2 separate regions of the Homo sapiens genome follow, and region 2 is linked to region 1. A link is an interaction called in ENCODE POLR2A ChIA-PET data of the cell type or tissue named here. Cell type or tissue: PC-3. All regions are shown on one strand. Each heading gives the region's core, and the rest is flanking DNA. Links, peaks and the distances in the headings are about the cores only. Region 1 overlaps MYL11 (myosin light chain 11). Region 2 holds the start of ITGAL-AS1 (ITGAL antisense RNA 1).

Region 1 (2,800 bases), core at 247-2,746:
TGAAGCTGGGAAAGAGAAAGTTTCTGCCGTGTGAGCCAATGGTGAACCCCTGCCCCCTGCCCTCCAGGAAAGCATCCCTTTTGCAGTCGTGGGATCATGCGAGGTGGTGAGGGATGGCGGGAACCGGCCGGTGAGGGGACGCCGCTACTCCTGGGGGACCGTGGAGGGTGAGTGAGGCCAGGCAGGGGTCCTAAGGCCAGCAGGGAGCCCGGGGCCTCTGGGTCAGGCGCACTCAACATGTGAAGTTGGGGTGGGCTTTGGTCCCAGGGGATCCTAGGAGGAAAGGGGGGTCGCTGGGCTGCAGACCGCGGACCCTCCGCTAGAGTGGCAGCAGGACTTTCCTGTAGACCCGACCCTTACGGGTGGGTTGGACCCGAAACTCCCTGACGTTCGCTGGTCCGCGCCGCCCCCCCTCCAGTGGAGAACCCACATCACTGCGATTTCCTGAACCTGCGACGGATGCTGGTGCAGACACACCTGCAGGACCTGAAAGAGGTGACGCACGATCTGCTCTACGAGGGCTACCGGGCCCGCTGCCTACAGAGCCTGGCCCGGCCTGGGGCTCGCGATCGAGCCAGCCGCAGGTGAGACCCGGGGCGGACAGTATCAGAGCCTCCAAGGTCCCGCCTCACCCATGACCCCGCCCTGAGGACTCGTCCCCACCACCCGTGACTCCGCCTTCACCACTCAGACTTCTCTCTCCCTCCCTCCCTCCCTCCCTCCCTCTCTCCGTCTCTCCCTCTCTCCCCCTCTCTCCCCACCCGCTTTGCCTCCGGCCCTAACCTCAAGGAACTGGCTCCGCCTCCTAGACCCCAACCTCGCCCCAGGCCCTGCCTCCTGGGCCTCACCCACAACCTCAGGTCCCGCTCCTGATTCCTGTCCCCTTCCCACTGTCCCGCAGTAAGCTTTCCCGCCAGAGCGCCACAGAGATCCCGCTGCCCATGCTGCCTCTGGCGGACACCGAGAAGCTGATCCGCGAGAAAGACGAAGAGGTGAGCACGCACCTCGCTTCCCCCCGACCGATGCCCCAGGTCCCCCTCTGGCTTCGCCAGGTCACCGCCTGCAATCTCGCCCTGCACAGCTGCGCCGCATGCAAGAGATGCTGGAGAAGATGCAGGCCCAAATGCAGCAGAGCCAGGCCCAGGGCGAGCAGTCAGACGCCCTCTGAGGCCACGCCCCGCCCGGCCTTACCTCGGCTCCGCCTTCAGTCGGCCTCTTGTCCAATCCCCGCGCCCCACACTGCCCAGCGCCCCCCGGGACCTCCGCGGGTGCCGCCCTCGCGCGGGCTAGGGGGAGGTTCTCCCAGCCTGAGTCCGTAGCCCCGCCCCGGCGCTGGTCCCGCCCACCCAGACACCGCCCACTTCCCGGCCCGGGGCCTGCACAATCTCCGACCGCATCACTGTCTTCCGGAGTCCCCCTTCTTCTCCCAGACTCTGTCTTCAATAAAAACTGAGCTTCCCGCGGCCACGCGAGCCTTCTCCTTCCTTGCGGAAAAAGGCGGCGGGCGTAGATTGTGGGGCCGACCCCCGCAGGCCTCCAGGCCGCATCCATTCATTTGTGGGGCGCTCCCACCTGAGGCCCTCGCGCAGACACTCTGAAGGCGCCGCCCATAAGAAACAAAGATCAGTTAAATTTTATTGGGAGCCGGGGTGGAGGTCGGGCCGAACAGAAGCGTCGGGCAGCGGAGGCCCGCGGGTGCCCCTACTCCTGGTCCTTGGCGTCGCCGTGCGTGATGACGTAGCAGATGTTTTTGTAGTCGACGTTGCCGCCCACGTCGGGGGGGAAGGCCGCCCACATGTTCTTGATCTGGGGAAAGACGTAGGGGCGTCTCGCACAGGCCCTTAGTCTCCCCGGCCCCAGCCCCTTTGCTGCTCCGGCCCCGCCCCGGTCCCCACTCACCTCCTCCTGGGAGAAGCGGTCACACTGCGTGGTCAGCAGCTCCTCCAGGCTGGAGAGAGGTGACACAAGGGGAGTTGCGATTGGGTTCCTGGTTCCTTTCCACTCCCTCGCACCTCATCCCCGATGCCAGCCCCAGCCTCCCCTGAAAACCCAGGTCACTCTACTTCCTTCATTGGCCTCCCAGACACTCGCTTTTGCCCTCTCCGCCCACATTTGCTGTGAAAATGCAATCTTACCGCCCATTACCACAATCTTAACTACTCCCTTACCTCTGGCAGTGCCTAACCCTTCGTAGGAATTTTTGGGTTTTTGTTTGTTTTGAGACAGGGTCTCACCCTGTCGCCCAGGCTGGAATGCAGTGGTTTGATCACGGCTCACTGCAACCTGGAACTCTTGGGCTCAAGGGATCTTCCTGCCTCAGCCTCCGGAGTAGCTGGGACTATAGGTGTTTGCCACCACTCCCGCGAATTTTTTTTTTTCTTTTTTTTGGAGACGGAGTTTTGCTATTGTCGCCCAGGTTGGAGGGCAGTGGCGTGATCTTGGCTCACTGCAACCTCCGACTCCAGGGTTCAAGCGATTCTCATGTCCCAGTCTCCCTAGTAGCTGGGACTACAGGCGCCCGCCACCACGCCCAGCTAATTTTTGTATTTTTAGTAGAGACGGGGTTTCACCGTGTTGGCCAGGCTGTTCTTGGACTCCTGACCTCACATGATCCGCCCGCCTTGGCCTCCCAAAGTGCTGGGATTACAGGCATGAGCCACTGTGCCCGGCCAGCCCACGAATTTTTTAGTTAAGTTTTTAGAAACAGGGTCATGCTGTGTTATCCAGGCTGATCTCAAACTCCTGTCCTCAAGTAAATCCTCCTGCCTCTGCCTCCCAAAGCACTGGGATTATAGGCCTG
Region 2 (2,800 bases), core at 185-2,684, 120 kb before region 1:
ACCAGCCTGGCCAACATGGTGAAACCCCAACTCTACTAAAAATATAAAAATTAGTTGGGCATGGTGGCATGCACCTGTAATCCCAGCTACTCGGGAGGCTGAGGCAGGAGAATCGCTTGAACCCGGGAGGCAGAGGCTGTAGTGAGCCGAGATCATGCCACTGCACTCCAGCCTGGGTGATAGAGCGAGACTCTGTCTCAAATAAATAAATAAATAAATAAATAAATAAATAAATAAATAAATAATATAAAATAGGCCAGGAGCGATGGCTCATGCCTGTAATCCCAGCACTTTGGGAGGCCAATGCAGGCAGATCACCAGAGGTCAGGAGTTCGAGACCAGCCTGACTAACATGGTGAAACCCTATCTCTCCCAAAAATACAAAAATTAGCTAGGCATAGTGGCAGGTGCCTGTAATCCCAGGTACTCGGGAGACTGAGGCAGGAGAATTGCTTGAACCCAGGAGGTGGAGGTGGCCATGAGCCGAGATCGTGCTGTAGTAAGTGAGACCGTGCCACTGCACTACAGCCTGGGTGACAGAGCGAGACTCTGTGTCAAAAAAAAAAAAATATATATATATATATATATACATATATATATATACACATATATATACATATATATACACATATATATATAATTTAAAAAAAACACTAGAAGAAAATATGCTAAGGGTGTTATTACTACCATTGCACAGGAGAGGAAGTGACAGCACAGAGGGATGGAAGTGACGTGTCACCCACTGGACAGTGACGGAGCTGAGCCTGCCCCTGCAGGTAGCTCATCCCAGAGCATTGGCGCTGGCTCCCTTACCGGGAAATGAAATGAGAAGTCAGTGCATGACATGCTGGTGGTGACAGCTATATTCCTTCTGAGTTCATGTCTCCCTCCTGGGAACAACCCCCGTCTTCTGGTCCGGTGGCCATCCAGCTGCAGAGTGTAAGTGAGATTGGCAACCAGGCGGCCTGGGCAGGGCGGAAAAGGCAAGAGTTAAATGGTGGGGGATCCCAGGCCATAAGCCTGGATTTGGGGCGGCAGCTGCCCTGGGAGCAGGAGGAGAGCTCTGACCTTGGAACTGGGGGATGAGAGACTTGATCTGGAAACAGATTGTGATATTAACTCCTTCTTTCATCTTGTTACTGGTTGAATAGGAGCACTCCACTTCATGCACTGGGATCTCAGCTGGAGAGAAGGACATCAGGGTGACCATATCCACCACGGGCCGGGAGCTGCAGGGCAGAAGGCAACCAACTCTCTCCCTCCAACCCAACTGCACGTCCCCCCTCAGATGTGGGGCTCCCGCCAGCAAAGCCAGAGAACTCTCCTTCCCTAAAGCAGACCTCAACATGTCACTGTCTCCTCTTAAGGAAAATAATAATGATACTTTTTATTTATTTATTTTGAGAGAGGGTCTCACCCTGTTGCCCAGGCTGGAGTGCAGTGGCATGATAACAGCTCACTACAGCCTCGGCCTCCCAGGCTCTAGTAATCCTCCCACCTCAGCCTCCCAAGGATCTGGGACCACAGGCATGTGCCACCACACCTGGCTAACTTTAAATAAATTTTTGTAGAGAAGGGACCTTCCTATGTTGTCCAGGGTGGTCTTGAACTCCTGAGCTCAAGCAATCCTCCCGGCTTGGGCTCCCAAAGTGCTGGGATTATAGGCATGAGCCACCATGCCTGGCCAATAATGGTGATAACTAATTAGGGCTCCCAGTTCATTCTAGCAGCCTCTGACCCATTTTCCATGAAGAAGAGAAAGCTCTTAGGAAGAGAAATCATACTGAGTTACTTTCATGCTTATGTTTAAGCCTTCAGTGATGCTTGCATGAATTTTATTATGCTTCATAATAAAGTTGCAGCTTTTGTTGTTGTTAGAGCCTCGCTTTGTTGCTCAGGCTGGAGTGCAGTGGTGCAGTCATAGCTCACTGCATCCTCACACTCCTGGCCTCCAGCGATCCTCTTGTCTCAGACTCCTGTGTAGCTGGGATTACGGGAGTGAGCCCCAGTGCCTGGCTCCTATTTTTTTTTTTTTTTTTGAGATCCTCCTCTTGGGCTCAAGCAATTCTCCTGCCTCAGCCTCCCGAGTAGCTGGGATTACAGGCGCATGCCACCATGCCCAGCTAATTTTTGTATTTTTAGTAGAGATGGGGTTTCAACAGGTTGGCCAGGCTGGTCTTGAACTCCTGACTAAGCCCCCCGTGCCTCCCATTGAAGATGTATACAGCCCCCTGCTCCTCCAGAGGGGCCCCCACAACCACGTCCACCTGACCTCAAATGATCCACCCACCTCGGCCTCCCAAAGTGCTGGATTACAGGCATGAGTCATTGCATCCGGCCTATTTATTATTTTTTTGTGGTAGGATCTCACTCTGTAGCTCAGGCTGGAGTACAGTGGCATGATCACAGCTCACTGCAACCTCGACCTCCCAGGCTCAAGTCATCCTCCTGCCTTAGCCTCCCAAGTAGCTGGGCCTACAGTCATGCACCACCATACCTGGCCAATTAAAAAAAAAAAAGAAAAGGGCTGGGCACGGTGGCTCACTCTGTAATCCTAGCACTTTGGGAGGCCGAGACGGGCGGATCCCTTGAGGTCAGGAGTTCAAAACCAGCCTGGCCAACATGGCGAAACCCCGTCTCTACTAAAAATACAAAAAAATTAGCAGGGCATGGTGGTGCATGCCTGTGATCCCAGCTACTTGGGAGGCTGATGCAGGAGAATCGCTTGAACCCAGGAGGTGGAGGTTACAGTGAGCCAAGATCGCACCACTGCACTCTGGCCTGGGCAACAGTGCAAGAC

Evidence for each region. ChIA-PET counts read pairs that join two places held together with the same protein. Peaks named below come from ENCODE experiments on the same cell type or tissue, not always from the same donor. Only the 100,000 strongest peaks of a DNase experiment are listed, where the experiment ranks them.
Region 2: POLR2A ChIA-PET joins it to region 1 with 18 read pairs; 3 of 35 experiments call an interaction of 5 or more read pairs at or near these places.

What each region holds. Positions count from the first base shown.
Region 1 is chr16:30,376,802-30,379,601 of GRCh38, reverse strand. MYL11 (myosin light chain 11) reads right to left here. Exons shown (of 7, transcript NM_013292.5): 6 at 1,900-1,948; 7 at 1,611-1,806. The coding sequence ends at 1,702. It overlaps SEPTIN1 (septin 1), which reads left to right. Exons shown (of 11, transcript NM_001365977.2): 8 at 68-167; 9 at 419-584; 10 at 902-992; 11 at 1,082-1,467. The coding sequence ends at 1,168. It also overlaps a transcript of ZNF48 not described here. Among named protein-coding and RNA genes, the nearest start is that of MYL11, 3.4 kb to the right of the region's middle. RefSeq lists enhancers at 1-232, 233-790, 962-1,021, 1,412-1,751, 1,600-1,894 and silencers at 712-821, 1,092-1,431. In PC-3, for the core only: no CTCF peak of the experiment used is centred there; DNase peaks (open chromatin) are centred at 1,261 and 1,721; H3K4me3 peaks cover 2,037 bases; H3K27ac peaks cover 1,454 bases.
Region 2 is chr16:30,497,503-30,500,302 of GRCh38, reverse strand. ITGAL (integrin subunit alpha L) reads right to left here. Exons shown (of 31, transcript NM_002209.3): 16 at 1,069-1,229; 17 at 814-965. It overlaps ITGAL-AS1 (ITGAL antisense RNA 1), which reads left to right and starts at 749. Exons shown (of 2, transcript NR_186415.1): 1 at 749-939; 2 at 1,152-1,873. In PC-3, for the core only: no CTCF peak of the experiment used is centred there; no DNase peak of the experiment used is centred there.